2 separate regions of the Homo sapiens genome follow, and region 2 is linked to region 1. Evidence: chromatin loops called from intact Hi-C (ENCODE). Cell type or tissue: Calu3. All regions are shown on one strand. Links, peaks and the distances in the headings refer to the core of each region. The heading gives the core; the rest is flanking DNA. Region 1 overlaps NRG3 (neuregulin 3). Region 2 overlaps NRG3 (neuregulin 3).

Region 1 (15,735 bases), core at 7,851-11,850:
CTATTTGGGGTTTTTTTTTTGTTTCATATAAATTTTAGAATTGTTTTGTCTATTTCTGTGAAAAATGCCATTGGAATTTTGATAGAGATTGCATTGAATCTGTAGATTGCTTTGGGTAGTTTGGACATGTAAATGATATTAATTCTTCTAATCCATAAGCACGGGATTTCTTTCTGTTTGTACATGTTGCCTTTAATTTATTTTATCAATTTTTTTTGGTTTTCACTTCCTCAATTAAATTTATTCATAAGTTTTCTTTTTGAAATACTATTGTAAATTGGATTGCTTTCTTAATTTCTTGTTTGTATAGTTTATTGTTAGTGTTATAGGAAATGTACTGATTTTTGTATGTTGATTTTGTAACCTACAACTTTATTGAATTCTTTTATCCATTCTAACAACTTTAGGTGAACACTTTAGGGTTTCTTCTATATAAGATCATCAGCAAACGGAGACAATTTCACTTCTCTTTTTTATTTCAATGCTTTTTATTGTCTATAAATTTATTGACTGCTCTTTAATCTTTCACCTACTTTGTAAGATAAATTTAGTGAAACAGGTTAGACAGCATGGAGGACTCTGATACAAAACGATTTTATAAAAACACACAGATATAAATGTTTTCTGATTAATGGCCATTAGCTAGTTTCCCAATCAGAGCACGTTTTCACCTGTGCTCTTTAAATTGCTTTCAATGTAGAGTTACAAAATGGAAACTTAAGGGTCAGAAAAGGTCAAATTACATTAATGACAGTCCTCATGATAGTGTTGATTTAATCAGGATGCCTACCTTTGTTCATTTACCTTTTAAAAATAAGTATAATATATTGCAGATCACTAATACTGCTGTTAGAGAAGGTGGTTATTGTATTAATGGGATATCAGTAACCTTCTCTCTACTGTGACATGGATTACTGTAATTATGAAAGAGACATAAGGAAACACCATAAGCACTATCCATTGGGCCCCAGGCTTCATTAGTTCTCATATGGCTGTGTAAAAATGCTAATTACAAACATATCGTAATAAAAAGGGTATGGCTTAATGCCAACATGTACCTGCTAATTTGATATTTATGATGGTAGAGTGAAGCACATATAATCAAAAGCAAAGAGACTTCAGTAGAGCAGCATTCTGTATTTTGCTGACTGAAGAAGGCTGTGAGATTATCCAGCCATTTATTTAATTAAAATAATATTGACTGGTGACCATGTTATTTTATTTAGTAGATGTGTAAGCATATTCATTTAATTTTCAATATTTATATTTCATGTGATTATAAAAATGATAAAAGCTCAATACATAACAGGTAGTATGGACATGTACAGAAAACAAAGGTAGCAGAATCCTCTAAACTTTAGCTGCTTCCTGGTCTACATTTATATGCACCTTTCTCACTAGAAAACATATCGATTATTTTCTGAATTGTAATTGTTCAATTTAAAAATAATTTTAAATAAGGAAATGTTGGGGAACTGATATAGCTCAGTGTTGAGGCAGAGATGTTCCTCTGTTCATATGTTTTGGCCATTTTTATGTGAAGCTGTAGAGAACAGTGACTAGGGTACTTGTGCTAACATTGTCCTCCTTATTAAATTGGACATACATCATATTTTAGGGCAAAATTTCACTTTCTGATTTCTCAGAAAGCAAAAGCGATATCAAAAAGTATATCAATCTACACTTACATAGATTGATTATAACATTTTCATTTATTTTTTTTTTCACAAACACTCATTGTGTTCTGTCTGTCTTTGGAATGAGATATACCTGAATTTCAGTCTCAGCTTTGCTCCTTAACAACTGGAAGGTATGTCCATGTAACATGATCCCCCAGGCCTCAACTTCCTCATCCAAAATCTATAGATTAAAATTTGTCTTCTCAGGTATTGTGAGCCTTTTGTGAGATCATCTTTATGAAGTTCCTGGCAAGAACAGGTACTCTGAAACTGTTAGCCAGCATAATGTCAATATCACCTCCTATTATTAGTGCCATGGTATTTTGTGAAGTGTCTTATTAACATAAATATACATGGGTAAACATTTTCACAAGGATGTCTGTAAAAAAAAGAAATTTCTAGTGAATTTCCAGAATTGGAAAATTGTGGAATTTATCCTTCATCAGATTTTAGCTCCAATGGTGTCTACCTGCCAGAGTGCTTTGAAGGAAGATCCATGGAGTTTAAGATAAAGTTAGCTTGTTTTACAGTACCTGTTACTTTTATAGGTTTTTTTACATTTTAATAGCTATTAATAATATAGGTATGATTATCAGCATGAAGCTCCCATACAAATAAGTTTATGTTGAAAGTGTCAATCGTCATTAATATCCCATAAGAAGAAACTATTTAAAACTTCATAGGAGTTCATACATGGGGTTCCCATGGCAACAATGGAGCTTATAATTTTTAATTTATTGCTTAATTTTCTCTAAACTACATTGTCATTGCATCGGCAGGAATCCCAGTCTGTAGTAATGATGGGGATTAAATGGTCATTATGAAGTTGTTCAACATTCTTGTGATTTGCTTCAGGGAACATTGGCTTTGGGTATCTTTGAATGTACTATTAAGCATTGTTAAATCCATTTAAAATAGACTGAGTTTACAGGGAAATGAAGTATATTTTCTTATTGCAATTTATCATCCAGTAATAATGGTAAATATTGCAAGTCAAAATTTAAGGCCAAATGTAACTCAACAGTGAGCTGACTAATGGCTGTCTTGTGCTTAAAGAAAGTATATTGCTTTTGCATTTAACCAAATGGTCATTGAAAAGTATAAAAAGATATTTAATAGCTACAAGTCATATTCCAGAAGGATTCAATCTGTAATATAAAATGAGCCAAAGGAATCGGTTGCTGTCTTGTTAAAGAAGATAATCATTACCTGAGATTTTATTTTTCTTATAAGTATCTCCTCCTATGTCAAGGTCAAACTGATAGCAGGTTAGAGGTTTGTGTCTATGGACATCTATTTTGCAAAATACAGCTATTCATAAACTAATCCTGAAATCATTTAAAATATTGCAGGATCAATTCAACATACCTATACAGTGTCAATTCAGGGAGGTCAGGAAAGTCTGTAAGGGAGAAATGGAATATTAGCTGGGAAGCATGGGGAGAATCCAAACAGAAGGGAGGCAGGGAATAGGCAGAAGAATGACAGACATGAATACCATTGGCAGAATGTTTGTGGTGTTATTGTAAGTTAAAATGTTAAGGGAGAAGGAGGCATAGAAATTTGCTTTCCAGGTGGGAAATTTGATCAAGAGTCTATCTTTTAGGAAACAGACAAGATGGAATATAGATCTTCCAGCTTGTAGTATGTTTCAAGTGTTTTAAGAATACAACCCAAACATTATCAAGTGATGTTTTAGGCAAAGGAGAAAGTAATGTGCATGATACTGAATGTTCCTGTGAGCATCAAGGAACGTGATTAGCATCGGGAGCCCTGTGAAATTGTCTAGGTCACTCACATACCTTTGTGTTCCTTTAGGATTATTACAAAAAACACTCCTATCAAGGTAGTTTAGAAAACATGATCTCCATTTAATAGAAAGGGGATATTTTGTTTTTCTAGAGTGGTAACTGAACCTTGATAAGGAAAATATGCAGAAATGAGTGAAAAATGGGGCCAAGTTGTTGACTACATTGAATAAAATGTTAGTCAACATCAAAGTCCTTTTATGAAGGAAACTGAATTAACATGTCATTTATTCATTGTTACAAATAATTTTCAGTTAAACAAGTGAATATTTTCTCCAAAATGGCTCTAAATTTAATTGTCATCTAAATGTTTGAATATTTTGGCTTTTTTAGTCTCCTGTGAACATGTCTGTTGGTCTATGGTGTCTCACGGTGTATGTGCTCCTGTGAGCATGTCTGTGTGTATGTCTATGTCTGTGTCTCCGTATGTGTTGTATTTGAAAGTCTAAAATAGGAGGCCCTTTAAGAGAAGTGTTTATGATGTTAAAATCTCAAGTCTTTTCATGGAAGTGTGTCTGCGCAGGTAAATTGGATGTATATTTCTCTCTGAATGATCTGACTGTTGGGTTTAATAAGGCTATAGCTGATGCCAGTTGTGTTGAGGAGTTTGCAAATTTATTGTCAAATAAACTCTCCTCTTACACTGTTTTGAGATCATTCCTTTGGGCTTATGTACTTTTTCTTCACATGTAAGTAAAATGCCACAAATGCTTACTCTTGAAATCCTGAGAGAAGTGGCATATTATTTTTATGGGAATTGTACGATTCTTAACCACTGTCCTTGATTAAAATAAGAGCCTTTTTTCCTTCTTAAACCTGATCATTTTCACACTGGAAATGAAATCTTTCATGGGGATTAGTTTACTCACTCAAGCTTTCCATTCAGATGAAGGTGTGAAAAATACATGACAAGAATATTATTTAAATGCTCAAACTTCTGCATGAAGAGCATGAAACAAGAAGAAAATGATAGTCTTTAGCTGTAGATAGGTTTCAATTTTTTTTAGTAGGCTTCAAATTCCTTTTAAGACAAACAAAAAATTAAAATAGAAGACCAACTATGAAAATAATGATTTGATTTAATCTAAACTTCCATGAAGGCTGCAAGTTACAGATTAGGTGCATCACCTGAAAGTAACATTGCTGATTGCATAGCTTTGGAAGCTAGGTTCAATGATGTATATGCAAGTAACTAAGTTTCATATGCAATGGTTCTCTATTGCACTCAGGAAATTAGCCTGGCATTTAAAGCCATTCATCATCCAACCTCCTGACCACTCCAACACTATCTTCCTTCACTCTCTCAGCACTCCAAATATCTCTAACTGCTTGCAGTTTCCTGAATATATTACTGGTTTTCAAGTCTCTAAAAATGTTGCTTTCCCTGTCTGTCATGTTCCTTTTCTGTTGTTCCATCTATTGGACTCATCCTTTAGGATTTCATTCCGGAATCAGTTTCCTTCTCCAACATCTTCCTTTGGGTTACCTGGGTGGCTAACGCCCTCTGTTCTCTCATAGTACCCTGGGTTCACTCCAGTCATAGTTCTTTATACAGAATATTTTAAGCATGTTTATTTTTCTGCTTCTCTTATTAAGTAGAGAGAATCTAAGAAATAGAAACCATGCCTTCGTTAGTTTTTTAGTCCCATAGCATCAGGCTTCATCCCTGGAACATAGTAGGTGCTCAGTCAACTTTGTTGAGATAGACTTTGTGAGATGCAGCAGAATCAAGGAAGGTAAATGTCCTGGGTTCTATACAGAGGGAGTTAAAAATACAAATAAGAAGAAGTCACTCTTCTAAAGGAACTTGAAAAGGAAAAGATGCATAATTATCTTAAATATAAAGCTATGTGTGGATGCTGTCAGATGTTCACCTGGAAAGAGTCCTGGAATGAATGGAGCAAAAAATTCAAATTTCTTTTCACTGAGAGGTGGTGGAAAGCCTTCATGAATAAAGAAACATCTTGAGCTGAGCCTCAAGGATCCTATAAGAGTTGTTTATTGTTTGTTTGTTTGTTTTAGTGGATATTTACTGAGCTCACATAGCCTGTAAGAATTTAAGCTCTGTATTACCACTATGGTTGACAAGTGTGAATTTAATTAGCCCTTTTCAAAAAAATAATAAAAAGCAATCCATTTTACCTACCTAAACACAATAGAATCATCTAAATATCTTATTTTCAGTGGTTTTCTGATAGAAGATAATGCACTTATTCTGAAGTCCTGTCCCCTAGCAACACTCTTCTTCACCAGTCTGCTAATGGCTTGGCAGAAGAGGTAAACTCAGTTTTGGGGCAAAAGTTTTTTAAGCAGGAAATCATGCAAAAGTATAAACAGCAAACAGATTTTAAATTCTGAAGGTTCCTGGGAAAAGTCATAGGATACTGAATGCTTTGTCATGGCTATACAGATGAAAACATCGCTAAACAGAGTGAATCATAATAATGGATTTTGTAAGGAATTTCTTTTTTTTTGTTTTGTTTTGTTTTGTTTTTGAGACAGAGTCTTGCTCTGTTGCCCAGGCTAGAGTGCAGTGGTGCAATGGAATTTTTAAGGCATAGTTCTCTGTTTGCTTTTAACCCAAGCAAGAAGAAGAAATAGGACTGTAAGAGAGACAAGAACCCTATCAATTTGAATAACTCAGGGAATAGCAAAGTATTTGACTTTGAATGCAGGATTTCTCTAAAACATTGAATATTGAAGAGAATATTTTAAGGATAAAGACCAACATTCAGTTAGTTCTTGCTCAGTAAATGTGGTAGTAGGGAAACAAGTTCAGCATGTGATCTAAGTACTGGCACATGAATGAACAGCAAGGCTCATAAACAGCCAATGAGAAAATGAAGCTCACTGTTAATATGGGAAATATAAACTAGAATAAAATTATATTGGAAAAATTTTAAAAATATGTACAATACCTGGAGCCCTGGGGGTATGGAAAATGTGTACTATAATACACTGTTAGCGAGGTTAGACGTTGGTGAAGTCTTTCTGTCTTGAGACAAAGTGAATTGGCATGCTATTTCCTGAGAGAGGAAGACTGGGAAAGAACAAGGTATAGGGAAGTATTAAAAAACTAAGAATTCTATTTGGGAAATTTTAAAAGATTATTATCAAGAATTCAGGTGGGGATGTCAAATAAGCCATTGAGCCTGGAGCCCCAGGAAGTGGTTAGTGCTGGAAGAATTGGAGTCACCGGCATAGAGAAAGTACATGAAGTTATGGGACTTTAGTTATCAATCACTAGTTTCATAACTAGAGGTTGGTTAATGGTCTGCTATTGCAGGGTGCACTGTTCTCAGAATTTGTGTGGATATGATAACACAAGTCCTGAGTTCCAACTTTAAGGAGCATGAAATCTTGTTTTAAATACAGAAGCACCGACTATGGGGCAAGTGGTCCATTAAATATATAAAGCAATCACTTCCCCTTTTTTTGTACCTTTAGTAGGCCAGCACTTTGCATACATTGGCTATAATCTTCACATAGACATGCCGAGGTAGATATTTTTTCCCCAGTTTTACTGATAAGAAATCTCAGGCTCTGAAAGGATAAGTGAATTTTATATTAATACATTCACTGGATAGTAAATGGAGTTGCTGGATTTCCAGTCCTGGTCTATCTCATTGAAAGCCTGTTCTCTTTTCAACTGCCTTTCAGTAACAGGTGCTGTTGTCACTGAATCCTTAGCTTCCTGACCCATACTATCTGAATAATGATCCCTACATACTTCTAGGAAAGAAAGATATCAACTGCAATTACCCCTATTTGACAGATGGAGATCCTGGATTGCTCTAAGTTTAAGCAAAGCAATTAAGCTTGGCCAAGGTGTCTGCCATGGGAAAGCAGATTCACTCCATTGCTTCTTAGATTCAAATACTGCAATGTATTGATTATTGCATGAATATATTCAGTGGCTTGATATAACAAAGTGGCCCATCACTCTTGATCATTCTCAATATCAGTGTGCCCAAACCCTCAAATGACTTGCCGGAAGCTTATATATTAAGGGAAACTTCCAGAATGCAATGGAAAATGAAACTTTGTTTCACTAGAATAGATTCTGTTCTTGAAGAGAGAATAGGACAATAGATTTGGTTTTCATGGATCAATTCTCATTCTTCAAAACTTCTGCAATTATCTGTCGAATTTAAATTTAGCTCAAGTGAACACTAGTTTCCAGGATGGGTTCAGGAGCTCAAACTTGATAGCTAAAGGAGAGGTGAATGGCTAAAATACCTCCATTCTTGTGAGCTTAAATTTATACATAAAAGTGTCAAATCACTCCACAAAATCACTGAGCTTTCCTTTTTATTTTACTTTTTACATTTAATTGCTGGGCAGTTGAACATTACAGGGCAGGCTACTGCATCAGTACTAGGTGCCTTGCTCTGCCATCATTTTGTCAGTTGTTCTGTGTGTCAAATATATTATTCTGTTTGCAAAAGTCAGCCACTGACTTTTAACATTGTCATCATCTCATTCTATTCCCCACTCCTTTTTGGGCAGAGTAAATCTTTCTAAAGACAAGGGCAAGAGAAGTCACTAAGTTATTGGCTGCCCTTTTTCACTGAACCCAAAGAGAATACATTGAAGTGTCAAGTGAGTGAGCTTCCACCGCTTCTCAGCCTATCATCATTACTGGCAGAGAAACCAGTAAGTCAACCCAAGACAGCAACGGAGATATGTAACTATGGGATGTGTTGCTTTCAAGAGAATTGCAACTCAGAGCTCTTTCTAGCACGTGGAATCAATTTAACCCTTTTATACATAAGCCAAAGTCCTCCCTTCATGACTCAGTTATTTGAGTTAATAAAGCTCTCCAAATCTGTCTAGTCCTTTAGCTAAACAGTGTTAACTAAACCATGTGAATCTCCTCCTCTAATTAACAGCTACTTTATTAAAATGCTATTGCCCTGTTGGGAACTAGTTGGCAGGGTGACAGAGAATGGAGTTTGTGCTATGGACTATTGATTTTCAGTTAAATTCTTACTGTGCTCTTGGCTTTCTCCTGCTTGTGGCTTAAAGTACCCAAACCATTCAGGCCAGCAAAAGAGGCCACTTTGCTCTCCCTGGTTTTTATTGGCCTCTTTTCAGAAGGTCTAATTAACCTATGGAGTCTTCCAAATTTACCGACAGCTCTTTCATATTAATCTCTCTTCTAATATAAGAAATTTCTTTTTTAACCTTCCACTCAAAAAGATTATTTCAAAAAGTGCCCACAACTGAAGGAGTGACTTAATCAGGTTCTCAAGGAAAATGCCTCTCTTTACTTTGCACCTTAAGCTCTGCCATTGTTATTTTATGTTTTGTGCATATATGAACTTTTCATTCCTGTCTTTAAAATATTTATCAGTCATATAAAATTTGGATAATGGTGAGAAGCACAAAGAAGGAGATAAAAATCAGCAACCAGATACCAACTACAATATTGTAAATATTTAGGCAATATAGTCCTTGAGGACTTAGATTTTCGATTAGACATCACTGTCATTCATTACATCAGTAGGTGAATGAGACAAATTAATTCAGGAAGCTATAAATGATGGGAAATCTCTGGTATGTCAATGTAGGATAGGTGAAGGCTGGCAAGAGAGTTCTGGTTTAGAAGTGGTTAGAAAAGATCTCTGTGAAGGCTGAGGAGGAGCAATCTAGGCAATGCCTCCAGGTAGGAACATGGTTGTCCTGATTGAGGCTAGGACCTTTAGAGTCATGGACAAGGTAGGCCGTGGTTGATCTTAGGTTAGTAATGCAGGAGAAGACAGTTCATGTATGCTTTTGGTACTATGGTGAGGAATTCAGATTTTATTTTCAGTGTGGTGAGATGCCATTATTGGGCTTCAAGCAAGGGACCTATATGATAGGGTCTATAGGTTTTTGTTTCTCTCTTAAAATTTTTTTTTTTTTTTTGAGATGGAGTCTCGCTCTGTTGCCCAGGTTGGAGTGGAGTGGTGCAATCTAGTCTCACTGCAACCTCCACCTCCTGGGTTCAAGTGATTCTCCTGCCTCGGCCTCCTGAGTAGCTGAGACTACAGGCATGCACCACCATGTCTGGCTAATTTTTGCATTTTTATTAGAGATGGTGTTTCACCATGTTGACCAGGCTGGTCTCGAACTCCTAACAGGGATCCACCTGTGTAGGCCTCCCAATGTGCTGGGATTACAGGCGTGAGCCACAGCACCTGGCAAAATTTTTTAATTGGTACATAATATTTGTACATAATTATGGAGTAGATGTCATATTTTGTTACATGCATAGAATGTGTAATGATCAACTCAGGATATTTAGGATATTCATCACCTGGAGTATTTATCATTTCTGTGTGTTGGAAGATTTCAAGTCCTCTCTTCTTGCTATTTACAAATGTACAATATATTGTTGCTAACTCTAGTCACCTTATTCTGCTATGTAACATTAGAACTCCTTCCATCTAACTCTACATTTGTACTCATTAACCAACCCCTCTTTATCACTCTCACTCGAACCACTGCCCTTTACACACACACACCCTCCCCAGCCTCTGGTATGTATCATTTTACTCTCTACCTCCATGAATAACTCTGGCTGCTGTATGGAGAATGGATTTTAGAGAGCAAGAGTGCAAGTAGCAGGGGGGAGATTTGGAGTCAAGAGATGGCAGTACTTGGCTGAAGGTTGGTAGTGAGAGGTAAGAAAAGAAAACAGTCAAGAAAAATGATATTTTTGCTTATTCATATTAGGAAAACTAGGTGGGGAGCTAGTTTGGGGAAGGAAAGCAAATAAGAGTTCTGGTTTTGGACATGTGAACTTTCAACTTGGTTATAGTAGTGTGGAATTCAAGGGAGAAGTTAGGATTCAAGATATAAATCAACTAGTAAAGGAGAAGTTATAGGAGTTATTATAGTATTTAGCCTTCTAATCTTTTTCATGGTTTGATTTAATATTTTTAGAAAAGACTGGCACTCTAATATCTGTTTATGCCCTATATAACTTATTTATTAAAACATGGTATGTGCATTTATATATCTATGTATAGATAGACATAAAAAATATTTTCATGTATATTTTTATATAAGTACTATATTGCATTCCATTGTATGGATGCTACCATTTGCTAATCAGTTCTCTACAACTGGACATTTATGCTGTTATATTTTATTAATTTATAAATGTGGTAGCTTTTCAATAAATCTTGACAAATATTCAGTTTTTTTTCTAGAACAAATTTTCAATGAGAAGTAGTACTGGGAGAAATTTTAAGAATTTTTATATAAAAATACGATTTGCATTCCATATCAGACACCTAATGATGGATGCTCAATAATTATTTATTTGCAGACTGATTACAGTCTCATTAGGATTACATAAAGGTGACATTTTCTCTTGGCTTTGGCAAAACCGAATAGTGCAATTTATAATAATGTCAATTTTGTAGGCAAAATAGCTTATTTATTTTACATATGTAAAATTAGGGAAATGTTAATATTTTTCATACTTTTCATTAGGCATTTGTTCTTTTGTAAACATTCACTCATAGTTGTTTCCTGCTTTTGAATAGGTGATCATTTTTTTCCTCATTGTAAAAACTCTAAATACATATAGAATATTTAAATTTTTATCATAAATATATTACATACTTGTTTTCTTTCATATTTGTTATTTACTTCTTAATTGCATTTGTGAGTTTCTTTTTTTTGAGAGGGGGCGTGACAGAGGAATGTACAGGAGACTTTAGTATTTTATGTTGCTAAAGTAGACTTTTAAAATATTCTAAAGGAAAATAAGCCTTGGAAATCTAAGAATTATTTTTTGTGAATTGAAAAAATTCTCAATATTCCAACAGACTCAAATAAATAGCTGAGTAAAGCTAAGTACATCTAGTCAACATTTTAAAATCATCTTCCCATTTGTTTTCTTGCTATTCATTTTTTATTTGTCCCATCTGTTCTTTGTTCTCTTTTCCTGTTTTCTACTTTTTTTAGATTAATTGAATTTTTTATTTTTATTTTTAATTTATTATTAATTTTTTTTGTGATGGAGTTTCACTCTTGTTGCCCAGACTGGAGTGCAACAGCGCGATCTCAGCTCACCACAACCTCCGCCTCCCAGGTTCAAGCAATTCTCCTGCCTCAGCCTCCCCAGTAGCTGGGATTACAGGCATGCACCACCACGCCCGGCTAATTTTGTATTTTTAGTAGAGATAGGGTTTCTCCATGTTGAGGCTGGTCTCTAACTCCTGACCTCAGGTGATCCGCCCGCCTTGGCCTCCCAAAGTGCTGGGATTACAGGCATGAGCCACCAGGTCCGGCCTGATTGAATTTTTTAATGATTCCATATTATGTTCTTTGTTGACCTATTAGCTATAAATCTCTGCTTTGTATTTTAGTAGCTGTTTTAGGATTTTTCATATATCTCTTTAACTATTAAAATCTATATTTGTGATATTATAATACTTCATGTGTAGGAAAATTGCCTTACAATAAGTTTTTTCATTTTGCCTCTCCTGGTCTTTGTGGTATTGTTACATATATTTCACTTTTGCCCATATTATAAATACTATATTGCATTGCTATTATTTTTGTTTAAGCAATCAATAATTGTTTAAGGATATTTAAATAATTATGTCTATATATACACACATATATATGTATATATAGAAAAATATATATATTTACTAATTTAGTTACCATTTCTGGTGCTCTTCATTCTTTTGTTTAGATCAATATAATCATCTGGTATTATTTTCCTTCTGCCTGGAGGACTTGCTTTAACATTTCAAGTAGTGTGGGTCTGCTGCTGACGAATTCATACAAATTTTGTAAGTCTGAAACAGTCTTTATTTATCTTCATTACTGAAAGGTATTTTTTTCTCAGTAGTTTTTTTTTATTCCCTCCTTGGTATTTTAAAGATGTGCTTGACTGTCTTCTTGCTCGCATTATTTTGATAAGAAATCTGCCATCTTTCTTATCTTTGTTCCTATGTATGTAACGCATCTTTTCTCTCTGCCTGTTTGTAAGATTTTCTTTTTATCACAGATTTTTAAAAATTTGATTATGATGCACCTTTATATAGTTTTATTCTTTTTAAATTATTTTTTCAAATGTGGCTTCTATTTCAACTGATTGAATTTTTTCTTCCTCATTGGTCTTATTTTTCTGCTTTTTTTGCATGCCTAGTAATTTTTTATTCAATGTCAGACATTGCAAATTTTACTTGTTGGGAGATTTTATTATTATTCATAAAATTTTTAGTTTTATTCTGGCATGCAATTAATTTACTTGGTAAGTGTTTCATTCTGTTAGTTCCTGTTTTTATGATTCGTAGGCTGGACTAAGGCAGTATTCAGTCTAGAACTTATTATTTCCCTCTCCTTATATATGACTCTCTCAATAGTAAACAAAATGATTCTTAAGTCTGAATATGACTTAGTGGCAGTGGCATCCAAAGGGGCAGGGTGATGGGAGTGTTCCACCCTGTAGAGAATTTTATAATAATTGCTGTGTTTACTGTAAAATTTTATAAAATATGTATAAGCTTCATATTAGCACATTATTATTACTTATTATATTTTTTATATGAAGGTTAATTCAGAGAACTCCCAATTTCATAATTATCTCCTAGCACACATGGGCTCAGCCACAGTTATTTGTTTTCAGAATAAGTTCTTTTGGGTTTATCATTGTTTAAACTTGTGATAAGCGTTTGTTGTACTTTTGTAAATATTTGCTTATATTTACCACCTTCTTTTTAATACGTGATTGTTTTTGTTTTTCTCATTTTAAAAACTCCAAATACATAAAGATTATTGAATGGTGTGTTTATCATAAATATATTTCACACTTGTTTTCTTTTATGTTTGTTATTTACCTATTAATTGTATTAATGGGATTCTTCATTTTTTTGAAGGGGGAAAGCGTGAGAGGGATGTACAGAAGAGTTTCTTCTTTTATATTGCTAAAGTAGCCCATCTTAAGATTTTTTAAAGGAAAAAAAAACCCTTGGAAAACTAAGAATTATGTTTTGGAAATTGAATATTTGTCAATATTATTCCTCCTCCTTAGACATGACTCTCTTAATAATAAACAAAATGACTATTAATTTAACTCTGAATATGACTTTGAATATTTTCTCTTTGTGCAGCCTAAGATTGCTGCATTTGTCTTCTTTCTATGGTAGTACCTGTTTTCATGTAGGATCGTTCCCCTAAATGTTTGTCAACATTTGGCTGTCTGCTTATATTAAAAATGCTGTGCTTGAAACCTATTCCAAGGCTCTCCGTGGGTAGGTGGCTGGGAATTGTCCATTTGGCTTCTCTCTTGGAAGATCCCAGTAGGAAACCCTCAACATCAGTATCTTCAGGTCATATTCTTTGGAGTGGTCAGAGTCCCCAGAGAAAGAAAACATTCCTCCACTCTTCTACAGATGTGAAATACACTTGCCCATCAAAATATGGAGAGATAGATGAGGAAAGAATAATGAAAGTATCAATACATAATCTCGAGTTTTGAGCTTTTTCTTTTCTCACAATGTTACAACCTCATCCAACCAGACTACCTAGAATAGTGATCATGGTTGACATGTGCAGTCCTCACCTGTGAATGATATACCTCAGTCCTGGGGATTTCTGATTTACCCTTTGCAGGGAATTACCCTCCCATCTGTTTCCATAGTGGTGCAAGGTAATTAACCCAGCAGTGTGGAGTGGCCTAATGTGAGAGAAAGTTCTGTTTGTTTCTTAACCAGATTCACAGAAGTTCTCCATTTTTAAAATTGTGCTTTCTACATCCCAATTTTAGAGGTATCATTTCTGCCATTTTCTCAGATTTTGGAATTTTTAGAATCTAAATTGAGTTTCCATCAATTTTTCTGACTTCTAGATAAACTGTTCACCTTTCTCTGGCCTGCTGAGTCAGTTACATTATTCTCTGCTTTCTAGCATCCAAAAGGTGTTTTGTTGATTCTTATACCCTTTGTTCTTTTTAATTCATGCCTTCCTACAATTCCTTTACTAGAGATTTATTGCAGTTTCATGATGAAGTTGACCTCAGTACTGTATTCAGCTTACCATCTTAATACTCACATATCTGCAAACATCTTTCCATAGCAATTATGTGAAGAAAGCGACGAGCATATGTGTAAAATTTTATTTCAGCTTCATATTGGTATCTTTATGCACACCTGTGTAGTTCTTTTATTCTTATAATTCTAAAATGTTGGCTAGATGTACTTAGGTTTGTATAGTCATTTGTTTTGAATGTTAAGAATTTTCAATTTACAAAAATACTCTTTTTCAAGAGTGGCTATCTTTTAGGATATCTTAATCATTTTTTTTCCCACTTTTTAAAGATCTGGTATTTTCTTAAGGAACAATTATCTATATTTCAGAATTCTATACTCATCCTTCTTTATATATTATTAGTTTTTGTAACTTTGTATCTTTTGTTTTTCACTTCCCTTCTGAATTCTAAAAATGTTCTTGTGTTTTAATTTTTTTAATTTTTTATTTTTTTATTATACTTTGAGTTTTAGGGTATATTACTTACATCTCTGTAAAATGAATTTTGCTTAATACTACTTCCAGTGTAAATTTTGATTCTACAATTTGATTTGTACTCTTCCTTAAAATATTTCTTTATTTCACCTATCTTTCTTATAATTTCACTCATTTTGTTTTGCATTTCTACTTGCTCTCTCTGTAATATTTTTCCTGTTTTCTTAATATTCATTTATTTTTATTCTCTATTAAAGATTATGTGTAGTTTCTTCTAAGTTTTTCTGATCTTTCAGTATATCATTTTTATTATTCTGTTTTTTCTGAGTCTATTGATTTTTCTTTATATTGTTTTCCAACATTTCTTATTTTTTTCTTTATTCACCTTTAAATGAGGTAGGATTTTGGTTGATATTTGTTCTACTGTTAGCCTACTTGTGTGTAAACAAATTAGCTTCTCAGATAAGATTTCAAGACTTAAGTTTTTCATGTGTGTTTTTTTTTTTTTGATAGACCACTGATCTATGGATATGAGATATTTTCTATCTCCACTGTTTTGTTCTTTAATTCTCTGAACTGCTGTAGTGCATTAACAAATGTTAGTTTCTGGTTCACTTTTCTATATCCAAATTCTATACTCAACACATTACCAGAGATAACTTCACAACAGAATAGACCATTCTAATGGAGTCCCATCTGTTCCTGGCCTATGGGTTTCTGAAATATACCACCTTTTCTCTTGTGCAGAAAAATGGCATGGGTGAGAAAAGGTCTAA
Region 2 (15,735 bases), core at 6,160-10,159, 200 kb after region 1:
CTGAAGGCCTTGCTGTTGCAATCTTTATCAATATTATAAAAAGTATACTAAAATGATAACATAAATGTTAAATTATACTTCACTTTTTGCTGTACAAAATGCGTTAACTTTTATAAAATTATAATGAGGTTTTTAATTATAGCTTTCATTTATAGCATTTAATTGTTGATGTTAGAGAGATCAGAGATTTTGGAGATATTTTTCTGAACACCAGTTCTCATTAAGCCTCCATGCAGGCCCTCAAGGACCTTACAGAAGAAAGGAACAGATAAAACAAAGAAAGGATTACTTGCAGTGTTGAATGCAGTGATGAAAGTGATAAGAGGCACTGGGAGGCACAAGATGAGATCATCTAAGTTCTGAGGATTTCTGGGTGTCTTCAACAAAGAATGAAGGTCTGGGAAGAAGGAGCAGTGTGACAGTTCTTGGTATTTTGGGGAAATAGAATGATAGTTGAAAATTAAGTTGCATAAAGTTTTAGAGTGCAAGAAGAGACCAGACAGATAAACATATAGATGGCCCATGCCCTGGTTTGCCCTACTGTGGATTTTAAAGTTATTCCCACAGGAGAGCCCATGAGGATTTTTAGATGTGGGAGAGACAGGGGTGAGTTTCCTTTTAAACTGCTCGCTCACCATCAGTTGTGACGATAATCAGGGAAGAAGCTCATTGTGACCTTCATTTACTGTCTTAGTCCATTTTCTATTGCTTTAACTGAATACCCGAAGCTAGGTAATTTATAAAGAAAATACATTTATTTTTTGCAGTTTTGGAGGCTGGGAAGTCTAAGGTCAAGGGGCTGCATCTGCTGAGGGCATTCTTGCTGGCAAGGACTCTGCAAGCCCTGAGGCAGTGCAGGGCATCACATGGATAGGGAGTAAGAGCATGTCAACTCAGTCCTTCTTTCTCTTCTTGAACAGCCAACAGTTCCATCATGGGGGCCTCACCCTGATGACCTTATCCATTCCTGATTACCTCCCAAAGGGCCCCATCTTCAAATATCATCAACATATGATTTTGAGGATTAATTTTCCAACACATGGAATTTGGGAGACACATTAAAACAAGAGCGGTTAATAAGCTGGTATAATATCCCATGCTTGAATATTATTATTAATCTAAATCTCTGTAAAGGAAATTAAAAGCTTAAGCATTGAATAATTTTTTCTTCTTTGACTTTTTAAGTATATTTTTTGTTGAATGTTGTGGTGGAATTGGAGCTAATAGTTGCTTAAAACTCTGTAATTGGAACAATGTCTACATGTGGTAATAGAGTCTGTATCTTATAGATAGCACTTATTTATTGTTATTCTCATATTTGGGATGCAGATATTGATGTATAACTTAATTTGAAAATGTAAGTAATTATGATTTTAAGAATGCATGTTTAAGATATGCTAAAAAATGGCAATAATTGGTCCTGTTAAATATTTACCAGAAACATTCTTCATATTTGAGAATCTGTTTCAGAATTTAGAACATTTGCATTTTAATTACATAATAAAAGGAGAAAGTGAAAGAATAATTGGCTTAGCTATTAGCCAATTATAGCTGTAACTGAAAAAAAAATCCCCCAAACTGACATTGGATTCCACAGAACAGTCACAATATACATTGATCAGATGTTTAATTATATTTGGCAGCAATAAAGGGAAGGGAATGTTGTTTCAATCCTTCATACAACATGTTTGTTAAAACTGAAATTAATGAGGGTGGATTTGGGGTGTTTGACTTAGGATCATTCAGCTTTTAGTGTTTACTTGTCCACAAATGGGGCTTCTCCAGAGTGACTCCAATAGATAAAATTTAGTGGAGAAATAAGACAATTGAATATAGTGGTTACAGCCAGCTGCATTTGGTCAGTACCAAGGAGGGTTGGAGCTGTCTGTCTAGAGTCCCAGAGGTCAGAGCCCATGAGAAGGCCTCCATACAGAGATCCAGAGCCAGTGACAGGAGTTGTTGGTGTCAGAATGTACTGCTGACAGCGTTTCCCCCTGTGCTTTCCCTGACAGATACGACGACATATTCCACAGAGCGATCCGAGCACTTCAAACCCTGCCGAGACAAGGACCTTGCATACTGTCTCAATGATGGCGAGTGCTTTGTGATCGAAACCCTGACCGGATCCCATAAACACTGTCGGTAAGCCACTGAGGCCACTGATGGAAAGGGCAGGCCCGTTGCAAGGCGTGGGGGTGGAGGGTGCTGGCAGCATCTGGTATGTGTCATATCCGGGATACACACAGTCCCACCGTTTGAATAGCAGAATTGCGAGTCTTAATTTGGAAAGGGCAAGGCTGCTGCCTCTTTAACAGTGGAAGAAGACAAAATGGAAACAAAGTAGTTACGGTTTAAGTTTTACCTGACCAAGCAAACAAAGATTTACTTTTAGATCTGCAAAGTTAATGGAAATAATTATTTACACACTTTAGAAGCGTCTGTTTATGATGTGGAGCTTAGGCATATATCCTAGTACTCAGAAATAATCTGTTCTTGAGAACCTACAGACTGTGGCAGGAGAAGCAAACTGCTCATCTAAGATCTAGAATCTCAGTGTTTATTGTGAACCAACCCCAGAGACTTGAACTGTGTCCAGAGAGAACTGCATTTTATTTTGTTTCTGCCTTCCTTTATTAATTTCAGTACTTTTTCTTAACACCTCTGATGAAACACTCTCCAGCAAGAAGTTGTAAATGAAATAGTAGTCCTGTTATAGTCTAGGTAGAGAACTACTTGGGGAAAACTCCCAGTAGAGATCAGGAAGGTGTTTAATTGGTTTTTAGAGACATAAGGTTATGTAACTGCTAAAAATAAAAACAAGGGGGGATAAAGAGTGCACTTATAGACACTGTGGCTTTAAGACTCAATAGAAGAATCAAATTAACATCTGAAAAATATTTCTTACCAAGCTTTCATTTCCAGTATTACCCTGGTAATTTGTTTTTCTTTGCAATTGTGTATGCATCAGTGATCATATATATCCACACCCCTTTTCTTCTCTTTATTTACTCTTCTCGTATGACACAGTTATTAAATTAATTATTCTGAATAGTGAGGCATGGAAAATTATGACTTTTTTCTATTACTATTATAAAACTCTATTCCCATGTTGTTTCACTAAGATGGTGTAGAGAAATGCATTGTATAGTTATGAACTTAGAACATGCCATGCCAGCAGAAGCTGCCTGGATCCAAGAGCCAGGTTTAGTCCACAGGGAAGATGTATTGCCACACTGAGCAATGGCACAGGTTTGGAAGAACAGATACGTGATATAGTAGGAGGGCTCTGTAAAAGTTACCATATGTCCTGTGTCAGGACAAATAGAACTGTGACCTTTCCTCACCCCTGACATGTGGTGTTCATATATGACTTTGGCAGTGCCGCTGCATTCACCCTAGTTACAAAATTTGCACCCTATTCCTATGCTCTGCAAACCTGGGTTGGGGAAGAAGGGGAGTGGGGATTGTTTCTCTCCACACTCCTCCTCTCTCATATTTATTGTGACTGTGCATGTATGGATACAAAGCACACAAGTGACATTAAGACCTTAAGGGAAAATCCAGGAATGAGCTACTCCTTCAAAGCGTGATGTGCATGCAAGCTCTTTTAGATCCTCAACCATGTTACAGTGGCCAATCTAATGGGATAATCATTTGGAAGTGGCCAATGCAATCAATTATGTTTGAATTCGTAATCAATTGAAGAAGGGATGAATCAGAAGCATTAGCTAAAGTAGTGGCTTTCTTTGATGGTGTTTTACCAAGAGGAGGAATCAGATCAGGTCCCACCACAGTATGCAGGCTGAGATGATTCATCTTTTCCAAAAACTGAGACTATCAGGAGAACAAAGTAATTCTTCTTTTTCTGCATATGGCTATGCTGTATTCTTCATTACTTCATGAGTGTATGAATTTGCTAGGACTGCTGTTACAAAGTGCTACAGACTGGGTGGCTTCACTATGGAAATTTACTTTCTCACAGTCCCGGAGGTCAGAATTCCAAGATCAAGGTGTCAGCAGAGTTGATTCCTTTTGAGGCCTCCCTCCTTGACTTATAGATGGTCAAGGAGATGTACCTTATTATGTTTCCTCTGTAGGTGTTTGTGTTCAGAGTTGATTCCTTTTGAGGCCTCCCTCCTTGACTTATAGATGGTCAAGGAGATGTATCTTCTCATCATGTTTCCTCTGTAGGTGTGTGTGTTCCAAATTTCCTCTAAGGACATCAGCCATATTAGATTAGATCACATCCTCATTACCTTATTTTAACTTCATTACTTCTGTGAAGACCTTTCTCCAAATATGATCACATTCTGAGGAACTGGAGTTTACTTCATGTAGGGATTTTATATTTTTGTAGATAAATTCAGTCCATAACAATGAGTCTCATGTCCATAAAAGAAAAATCCTTTGCTTTTGTGAGATGCATGTACATCTCTAATTTTTGTAACACACATAAGCAGATATATACCTATAGTTTAAGTGAAATGATGTACATATTTAATAATTTTGGCCTTCTGTCTTCATATTTCTTGCATATTTCAGTACAGACAGCCTGTTATTTAACATAGACTCACAACATAGCTAATCATGACAAAAGACTAGCCTAAGACAAAATTGGAACTCGAGTAGGTTAATAGATGCCTATAAATCTCCTACTGGTGTGTATGAATAAATCACACATCACATGTGCCTGCTATTCATCTCTCAAGCTTTGCTGTGAATAAAAGGCTTACATTTGTTCCTGCATCAGCCACTTCTAAAAATTCCAATGTAGTTATTAATAAAGTGCCATTTTGTACAGCACTCTATTTAAGTAGTATGTTTCAGTCATACTCCTATTCAACAAATGTTTACTGAGCACCTCCTATCACTAAGATACTATTGAATAAATACATACAGAAATGAATTTAAAAATTAAATGTCACAGTGCTTTGTAATGTGTTTGGAGTAAGAAAAATACTTCATCGTTAGGAAATTTTAAAAAGCAAAATACTTCAGTGACTGACATGCTACCAGGAGTATGTTTATGACATAGTAGTTACTGGATTTTGTTTCAAGTTAAATAAGATGCCATTTAATAGATCTGAGCAGCAATATAAAGGCTTATGCATGACCCTGGCTTATTCAATAGTTTATTTTTTTGTGTCTCAAAAGATTAGACATCTAAATCTGAAAGAAATTAAAATTATATTTCCTAGATTAAAAAAAATTGTAATCCTATAATAAACTGCATCAAATATTTTTCTGTGTTGTGAAAATAGACCATGCTCTGACACATTTCTGTTTTCTTCTCAAGGAACGATAAGAACACAATTACCAAACTATTCGTGATAGAAATCCTGAAAGTACATGCAAAAAAAAAAAAAAAAAAAAAAAAAAAAAAGGACAATAATAATCCCAGAAAAGGGAGGAGTTGAAAGTGGGGGACATGTTTGTTTCTTCATAATTTTCTTATTCCAGTTCTTCAAGAAACACTTGTGGTACCAGTACTTAGAAATTATAAAGCAATTTAATTAAAAAAAAAAAACTTGACAGAAGGATTTTTAAAGAACAAGAAATAGAGAAAATAGATTTTCCTAAATTCAAAATATAATGTGTATATATATATGTGTGTGTGTGTGTGTGTGTGTGTGTGTGTGTGTGTGTGTGTGTATTTTATTTTTCTGAGAGGGACCCTTGCTCTGTCACTCAGGTTGGAGCACAGTGGTATGATCTTGGCTCACTGCAGCCTCAATCTCCTGAGCTCAGGCCATTCTCCCTACACAGCCTTCTGAGTAGCTGGGACTACAGGTGCTCACCACCATGCCCAGATAATTTCTGGGTTTTTTTTTTTTTTTTTTTTTCGTAGAAATGGGGCCTCACTAGGTTGCCCAGGCTGGTCTCCAACTCCTGGACTTAAGTGATCCTCCTGCCTCAGCTTCCTAAAATGTTGGGATTACAGGTGTGAGTTACTATGCCCAGCCTGAAAATATAAAGCCACAGATTATCCACAGGCTAATTAGTGAAAACAGATTGTGGTATATTGTGGGACTTAGTATAGAACAAGGCTTGATTCATAAACCAGAGGAAAATGAGAGACTGATTGTTCAATAAATGATTGACTATCAGGTAAATAGAATCAGAAGTGTATGTTGACCCCTCTTTCTATACCAAAAGTATACTAATGATTTCAAAAGTTAATGTAATAAACAAATAAAGCCTAAGGAAAATAATAAGTAAAATTACATGTTTATTTATGTTCAGCAATTGTAAGGACCTTGTGAGCAAATAAAAGCAATGGAAGGCAAAAATTAACAACTTTGACACAGCATTTTTTTATCTGAATATCATAAATCAGAAACAAAATTAAAAGACAAACTGTGAGGAAACCGAATAACAAATATGGCAAAGAATTAAAACCCTGAAGAAGTCATGTAGATCAAAGGGTAACATTAAAATAAAAGCTCAATAGGGAAATTGACAAAGGGGAGGAACATAATCTATCTAAAAAGAAATACAGATAACCAGCAAACAAATATACTCAGCCTCACAGAGAAATGCAAATTAGGTGTTTTTTTCCTATCCTTTATTTAAAGATTTTTAAAAGTGACTACTATACCCAGTTTGGTAAGGGGGCTGTGAAAACACGTGTCCACAAATACTACTTGAGGGAGTGCACTTTGTTAAATATTTTTTGTAGGTAATATTTTAGTATGTTTTAAAAGCCTTATACTGTTTTTTGTTTGTTTGTTTGTTTGTTTGTTTTTTGAGACGGAGTCTCGCTCTGTCACCCAGGCTGGAGTGCGGTGGCGTGATCTAGGCTCACTGCAAACTCCGCTTCCCAGGTTCACGCCATTCTCCTGCCTCAGCCTCCCTGGTAGCTGGGACTACAGGCACCTGCCACCACACCTGGCTGATTTTTTGTAGTTTTTTAGTAGAGACGGGGTTTCACTGTGTTAGCCAGGATGGTCTCAATCTCCTGACCTCGTGATCCACCCACCTCAGCCTCCCAAAGTGCTGGGATTACAGGCGTGAGCCACCACACCTGGCCCATAGACATGCTTGTGAATATTTATTTGTAGGGATGCTCACCACATTTTTATCTGTAATAGCAAAAATTTTTAACAAGTATGAATTATGAATTTAAATGTCTATATAAATTAGAATATATTTGTACATTGAATGAATTTTCACAGTGTTTTGAGGATATCCAATGGTCACTATGTCATGTTAGGTATAAAAATGTAATATGAAATTGCAAACTTGAACATATAGTAGAATCCTAATTCTGAAAAAAAAACTAAAAAGGTTGATAGTTTACAACTATTTCCTTCTTTCAACTTGGCAAATTTTCTAACATCTCTATATTACACATATATTTCATTTATGTAACACCCGGTTAAGAGAGTTGACTCCTGCCTCTAGTCTTTCCATTAAGAAATATAGATAGTGTCCTTGTCTCTTTAAAATCAAGGTCATTATAATTCACTATTATTGAGCTGATAAGAGAACTTTCAATTAAGTGCTTCCAGATTAAGCACTACTAAGTCTATTTGAATGTGTCTGCTCCTTCTTTTATTAATAATTCATTGATACTTTTTATAATAATTCTTTTTCATGTTGAAATCATGTTTTGAAAACATTAAAAACATTGGATTTAATAAAAGGTAGATACACCCCATAGAAATGAAGCTGGATGAAGAAGGAAAATAAGTCAGCAGAAACACTTTGAATCAAAATATTCTGAATAAAATCAGAATATTCTATGATCTTTTCATTTTTATGCCATTTCTAGAAATTTTAAAAATGTTGGCAATGGTGCTATGTATAATATACTGCACTAGATTGAAAAGAGGTAGCCACTGTAATTGAAAAGATTGCTACACATTTGAATGGACCAAATGTGTTTTAAGACCAAATTCAAGTAAAAAGGATGTGTCTCTTCTGAACTGAAGCTCATTAAATGTTTCACCGGCCTTCCTGCAAAAATGGATTTTCAAAACTTTGGAAAGGATAGCATTTAAGCTGAATTTGACCTGTATTGACCATTTTGGAAATCAGCCAAGCAATTCGCTTGAAGATACTTGAAGCACTTGAAATATGGAATTGCTGGAAAAAGAATAAGACAGCCCAATAGCTACCATTGCCCAGGGTGATACTTTGGTAACAGGACTGATGGCTTGTATAACAATCTGACATGCTGATAGGAGTTGGGGAGTGGGGGCAGCCATTGGGAAGGGCAAAGGGAACCCTAAGAGTAGTTTTTTCTCCCTATTATGACTGGCTGTCTCTGAGTAGGTTTTGAAATAAAAGCTTCCATTTTTAAGAGAATTGATTGGTCATTGCGTAACGACAATTCTACGATATAACAGGACCATCCCAGTTAGTGCTTTGCCCTGTCACTTTGGAGGTCCATTAGCTCTTCCATTCAGTGAGGGTCCTCTATATCAAATGGTTCTCCAGTAAGTGCTCTGAGAGCAGCAGCTAATGATTCCCTGTGGTTGAAGCAAGTCAGAATGAAAATGGAGTTTTGGCACACATCCCTGAATTCCATCGACAGGAGGGAATGAAGGCTAAAATATCTATAAATCCAGGCCAGGCTGCAGAGTCACTGCAGATTCCCTGCAGAGTGGTGTTAATAACAAGGTGAAGAACCTTAGAAGAATTTGCAAGTTCATCAAAGAAGTGTTCATGGGAATGATTGCCATAGCCCAGACATAATTTAAGTAATTTGCAATAGCCATATTGATAACAGGTGGTCTACCGATTGCTTTTGACAAGAGGAAATGAAGAAAGTTATAATTATTCTTCCTCTCTGTGGACATAGCTTGTCATGATAGTCTTAGAAACTCGGAAAGCAAGCAAACCAACAACACAATGAATGTTATTTTGTAATTCCATGACACTTAAGCAGTGGTTTACCTCTTCTAATTCGACCTCTTTGTATTAAAATTAGTTGGCAGTTAGTACATTGCTTTGGATATGGATATTTAAGTATCATGCAAAAAAACAAAAAAGCACATTCAACCAACACATCATTTAGTTATTAGCCAAAGATTACTTTATTTTAATGTTTTCTTCTGTGATTGGAATTTAGTTATTAGCCAAAGATTACTTTATTTTAATGTTTTCTTCTGTGATTGGAATTTAGTTATTAGCCAAAGATTACCTTATTTTAATGTTTTCTTCTGTGATTAGTGGCTCTATCTGAAGCAGGAAATGGTGTTTTTTAAGGAGGTCATTATGACTTGGGTTTGCTTTTGTATCCAAGAATTGACACAAATTTGTTTATTTAAAATACCTTCCCTGTGTGAGTTGGGGTAAGACATACAAGAGGCAAATGTGAGTGTTCAAAGCTGAGAGACCTGAGTTCAAAGTCCTACTCAGCTTTCTACTAACTCTGATTTTTTGCAAGTCATTTAATCAGAACCTTCAATATTTAATTTTTTTAAGATAGTCTAATAGTTGCCCCAAAAGGCCAATGAAAGAATTGAAAGCAACATATAGAAAACTATGACTGTGAAATAGATACTATGTATATATATGATAGCTCTTTCCTCTCTCCTTTATGCTCATATTGAAGCCAAGGAAAAGCATATTTCAAGAATCCCGTGAGAGAAATTGTACCAGTATCATCTGCCTTATTTAATTAACAGGAGACTTCGGTTTAAAAGTGGGGAGGGGCATGCCAGAGAATTCCTGTCTACTGTATATTCTCAGGACTCAGAATTCCTATCGCTAATTTTAATACTTTGACAAATTAGCAATTTTCTATTATTTGTTACATTCTGCAAGCATTTCTTGATTTTTCCCTCATTGCTTTTCTTAACGACTCTTCATGGGTTTAAAGGAAATATTATTTTTCCTTTCCTACTTAATCAGCGTAACGGGCCATAATTGTGTCAATAACATGAAATTGTTGTCGATTTTGCAATTTTGTGACACAATACAATAGGCTGTTGACTTTTTTATTTTTTTATTTTTTTTGCAGAAAAGAAAAATACACTTTCATGTGAAAATGTACACACTGAAAATTATAGATTTTACTTGTGGAAAATATATGATTCAAGAAAAATGAAGTGATTTACTTTTTTCTTAATTCTTTCCCAAAATAGTTTTCTGAAAGTTTAGCTATCTGTATACTTCAGTGTTTAAAATATGTAGGCACTAAAATTCTTAATGGCATAAAATAAAAATAATCTGCTTTACGAAAGCCTACAGAAAATAATTTAAAAGGAACATTTTTTAAACGCAGGATATGTTAGCAGCGAATATGGAACCCAAGATAAGCAAGGCGTGTTCGACTCTACCTAGACAGTGTCAGATCTCTGGCAGTTAGTACATTGCTTTGGATATGTAGCTTTTAGCTGCTCTCCTTTGTAAGTTTTAAGACCAGGCTTGTTTATGTATAACTATTCAATGTCATACACACACGGAGACGTGCACACACTCTTTTTGTTTGCTCCCATGATGATTTATTTACCAGCTGTAAAATGGGGATGATGATAACTGTCCTTCCTGGCAGTCATTGGACCATAATATATGTGAATGTCAATTGGAAGTTGTAAAATGCCATATAAATGCAAGATATTGTAGCTATGCAAAACCTAAAATTACCTAATTGATTTTGGTCTGTCCCTTAACCCTTATAATGAGAGTGCTAGCAACTAAAACACCTTGAAAATTACTGGAGTGTTTTTATAGCCAATAGACTCCAGAATTTATATAGCACTTAGAACTTTATCAAACTTTCTTTGTACTAGTCTGATTATTTAAAGAAGATCTCACTATATAATGATGTCTTTAAAATATTTAATTTTAAAAAGATAAAAATCTTTTTAAAAGATAAATATTTTTTAAAGATAAATAAGAATATTTTTATTTCCTTGCAGACTCTTTAAAAAGTGTTGTCTTTTTGTCTTCTGTTTTTCCTAATAATTCTTATTTGGTCTGGCTGGTTGGATTCAATGCTCCACTGCTACTAGCAGACAAATTATACATATTCTTGACCGAACGTGGTGGCTCACGCTTGTAATCCCAGAACTTAGGAGGCTGAGGTGGGCAGATCACATGACCTTGGGAGTTCAAGACCAGCCTGGCCAACGTGGCAAAACCCAGTCTCCACTAAAAATACAAAATATTAGCCAGGTGTGGTGATGCATGCCTGTAATCTCAGCTACTTGGGAAGCTGAGGCACAAGAGTCACTTGAACCTAGAAGGTGGAACTTTCAAGGATGCAATAAGCCGAGATCATACCACTGCACTCCAGCCTAGGTGACAGAGTGAGACTCCATCTCTAAATAAATAAATAAGTAAATAAATAAATAAATAAAACATATTCTCTGTGATTCAGTTTTCTTATCTGTGAAGTGGGAAAAACAATATTACTACTTCCCAGGATTATTTGAGGCTTGATATAGGTAAAGTTGAGATGCCTGGTATTGAGTAAACACAGGGAATTTGGGGTAAGTCCAGTATAATATAGTAAGTTACAGGTATTGTTACTTTATCTGCACAGCTTTGTTGACAGGTCAGTGTACTTGTGTCAGAACTTCTTGATAGGTACTCAGAGTCTCCCAGCACAGTGAGTCTTGTGCAGAGAGTTCAATTTAGATCCACTAATGGGAATAAAAGAGAACAGGCACAGATACATTATTTAAAAACACAATAATACCAGATCGTGCACAAGAACACATTTTAGAATCAAGGATCATTGTAATTATTCAAGTAGTAAACTTAAAAGACAGGCAGAAATAGGAGGCCACCTTTTGTTAGGGGAATGCTCCCTTTTGACAGTTCCTGAAGAAAAAACATGGGAAAAACACTCCTTACCACCTACAGTTTAGGCCATTCCTGCTGTTGACCCTTCAGATGTGTCCCCGAACTGCCTCACCAGGCACCTGCTTCCTGCCTGAGAGTTTCACTATCTTGTGAGGGATGGGACAGTCTGGAAGCTTCTCCCATGCAGACAGAGCAGAGAGAGAATTATGCAATATTTTGTATCCCAGATAAAATTATATAGTTTAAGTGGATTATGGATTATTTCACCAAATTTATTTTAAAAATTAAGAACATATCCATAAATATTATTTTAGCCAGAGATGATCTATCAGTACAAATGTGAACAGTAACCTTGGTACCACAGGCCCCGCCGTGCAAGCTTCTTGGGTAAATATTTCAATAAAACCTTCTCAAAACAGGATAAAGATGGCTCAGCTGTTCTGTGGACTCTGCCGAGGCAATGAGGGAATTTGCCGTGTCCTTCTGTGGTCTGCCCATCTCTGGGGCTACTGAAAGGATTCTTCCTCCAACCTAAGTTTCACAGCATCAGGCAGCACTTCTGGGTTCCTGAGCATGCTATTTCTTTCCAAATCACTTTTGTCTGATCATCATTTACAAACATAAAAGATGGCTTAAGGGCCAAATCACAATTTTTATGCGTAAACCAAAATGTCAGTGTTTGTGTACCAGACTAGGGAGGCTGACACCAGGTTCTACATGCTTCGCCTCCCCACTAAACTCTCTCCTTTATTGTCCCAGTGGTTCAGGAATTCAAACTGCTTCAAAATAAGACATTTAAACTCTGGCTTTATGTACTCTACTTATTTTTAGAGATAGGTTCTTGCTCTATTGCTTAGGTTGCAGTGCACTGGTACAGTCATGGCTCACTGCAGCCTTGACCTCCTGGGCTCAAGTGATCCTCCTTCCTCAGCCTCCCAAGTCACTGGGACTACAAGTGCACACCATCATGCCTGGCTAATTTTTTAAAGTTTTTGTACTGGTGGGGTCTCAGTATGTGGCCCAGGCTGGTCACAAACTCCTGGCCACAAGTGATCCTCCTTCCTTGGCTTCCCAAAGTGCTGGGATTATAGGTGTAAACCACGGTGCCTGGCTTAGCTCCCAAAACTTTTCAGGCATAATGGGAAATTTTAATAACTTTCTCTGTAAAATAAGCATAATCCAAGGATGTTCCATGATGAGTATGACATATACTTGACCTAATTATAATTTGATTACACTCAAATTCATAGAAAAGCAAGACTATCATATACTATGTGGATTTTTCTTAATGTAACTTTCACCAGAATGTACAACCTCTGTATTGTTATCCCCACTTTGCAGAAATCAGCTGTGAGTTTCCTGAGTCACTCAGTGCTAGCAGGCTTTGGATGATAATGAAACGAGAGAGTTCCCTGACATATGACAGGGGTGTGGCTCACCTGTTTTTGGTCGTCCCCCAGCTGAAACCCCTGAAGGAGGGGAAGCATGCAGAAGGGCAGTGCAGAGGCGGGGGCAGGTGCTTTGGCTCCACAGTGGTGTCTGGAGGTGGATACCTGCAACCCTCCACGTTACAAAGCTCTTTCAGTTTTGCCATCTGCAGATGGCTTGAGTGTTAATCAGCTCAGTGGACCCTCTGCTTTATCGCAAGGGCAGGGGGCCAGTGTGACAGCCTTCTGTATCCCAAGCTCTTGCCCAGTGGCTCAGAAGAATTGGATCACATGCAGGCTGGAAGGATGAGTGCAAGGTTTTGTTGAGTGGTGGAGGTGGCTCTCAGCGAGATGATGAGGAGCTGAAAGTGGGGATGGAGTGGGAAGGTGATATTCCCCTGGAGTGGGGCTGCCCAGTGGCCAGCCTCCTCCAGTCACCCCCTGCTGAACTCCCCTCAGCATCCAGACATCCCTCCTCTTCTCTTTCTCTGCCGCGTCGTTCTGCCATTGCTGATCTGCTGGTCTGCCCTGGAGCTTGTGGTTCAGGGTTTATATGGGGGCAGGATAGGGGAATGGAAAGCCAAAAGGCAACTTTTTGGGCATGAAAACAGAAATGCCTATTCTTATTCAGGGATGCGGGCATCTAGGCTTAAAGGTGGGGCCTTTGCCAGGGAACCACCCTCTTCAACCCAGTATTTTCCCATTTCCTGTCCGTATCAATAAGGTAGAAGAGAGCGCCCTAAAACCCATTCTTTTCACTGTATCCCAACTCTGTGTCAGTGCACGTTAACATCCAACTACTCTTTTATTTCGTTACCTATGTACCTACGTATTACTTGAGAAAACTAAAAAATTGACAGAAGGGCCAAGCATTCCTTGTTTTATAGAAAAAAGCCAAAGACAGTGTTTCCAGAGTTTATCTCAGAGTAAATCTCTAAAAATATGTTTATTTTTTTAATGCTCACAGCGATTCTGGTGGCTTTATGAATATCAGGAAAATATTTCTACTAAAGGCAGCTTAAAATCCACCTTACAAACACACACACACACACACACACACACATTCACACACATGCATATACACACAGTCTGTTTACTAGGTATCTGGCATCATGCAAGACACTGAGGTTCAGTGGCAAATGAGACCAAAAGTTCCTTCTTGTCAATAACTTGCTATAAGAGCACTGGGAAGCCAACAGAATCTAGTGTGGAAGGGAACACAATGGGCAGATTCTGACCATACTGGGCAGTGAAGCTCATATTTGGGATTATAGGGAAACGCATTCTAGGCTGGTAAACTGAGGGAAAATATCTTCCTCAACTATATAAAATCCCTCATGCAAGTTTTATCAAATGAGAAATTAAGGATAAAGTGAAAGGAATAAAAAAGATGAGAGCATTACACCTGGTTTGGGGAATATGTTTTTAGAAATATACATGCCATATGTGAGGCTATAGAATGGCACTTTTTGTTCTATTTTATGTACACTCAGAAGTAAATGACAATTTAATACATTCTTTTATCATTCTGCCAATGTTTATTAAGCATTTTCAATGTTCCGAGTCCACTGTAAAGTGGTAAGAATATAGTGATGAATGTTCTCAGAAAAACTCATAAGAGAGGGGTTGAGTTGGATATTTTCTACTTCAATTCAATATGACAAGTTCTGTGATAGATATGAGCTATGCTCATATCTGTTTTGTGTTGCTGTAAAGGAATACCTGAGGCTGGGTAATTTATAAAGAAAAAAAAGGTTTCTTTGGCTCATGATTCTGATAGTTGGGAGGTTCATGATTGGGCATCTGCATTTGGTGAAGGTCTCAGGGTGCTTCCACTCCTGGAGGAAGGTGAAGGGGAGCATTATGTGCAGAGATCACACAAGGAAAGAGGGAACCAGTGGTGAGGTGCCAGGCTTTTTTCAACACACAGTTCTCTTGGGAACTAAAGAATGAGAGCGCACTCTCCTCTGAGGGAAGGCATCAATCTGTTAATGAGACATCTGCTCTCATGACTCAAATACCTCCCAATAGGCCCCTCCTCCCAACACCCCCACAATGGGGGTCTAATTTCAACATGAGAGTATGTGGGGACAAACAAACCATATCCAAATCATAGCACTCATATGTACATAGAAGATTCCAAAAATCAGTGCTCATGAAGCCAGGACGGGCTTCAGAGAGGAGATAACACATTAATTTGCATTTGGAAAGATAAGAGCCTTTTTATTTCTCATTTGGAAGCCTACTCTTGCTGGCCAACAAAGGCTTGGAGAGTTGAGCTGCTATTGGAGAAGTTTCTCTTTAAATCCAAGAGGGAGGGAAATTTCAAAATTACTTTAGATGCAATTAGAAGTAATCAGCTTCATGTCATAAATTTTTGATGCAATTGGTCCCTTCCTTTCTGGATTATTTTTTCTCTCATGTCCAGATGGTTCTCACAAACATATCAGAAGATGATGACATTTTTAATTTCTTTCACTCAAGCTCTGAATTTATCTGAATGGAAAGTATAGAGAAGAGTGCGATTCTTCAAGCCTAACAAGTATAT

What was found. A loop is a pair of places that touch in the nucleus more often than their neighbours do. Peaks named below come from ENCODE experiments on the same cell type or tissue, not always from the same donor. Only the 100,000 strongest peaks of a DNase experiment are listed, where the experiment ranks them.
Region 2: a loop joins it to region 1, with 2.2 times the contacts of the local background. A loop is called at or near these places in 4 of 110 quality-filtered maps.

The regions. Positions count from the first base shown.
Region 1 is chr10:82,154,542-82,170,276 of GRCh38, forward strand. All of the region lies in intron 1 of NRG3 (neuregulin 3), which reads left to right. Among named protein-coding and RNA genes, the nearest start is that of NRG3-AS1, 71 kb to the right of the region's middle. In Calu3, for the core only: no CTCF peak of the experiment used is centred there; DNase peaks (open chromatin) are centred at 8,450 and 10,010.
Region 2 is chr10:82,356,727-82,372,461 of GRCh38, forward strand. It overlaps NRG3 (neuregulin 3), which reads left to right. Exons shown (of 9, transcript NM_001010848.4): 2 at 2,013-2,142. Among named protein-coding and RNA genes, the nearest start is that of NRG3-AS1, 130 kb to the left of the region's middle. In Calu3, for the core only: no CTCF peak of the experiment used is centred there; no DNase peak of the experiment used is centred there.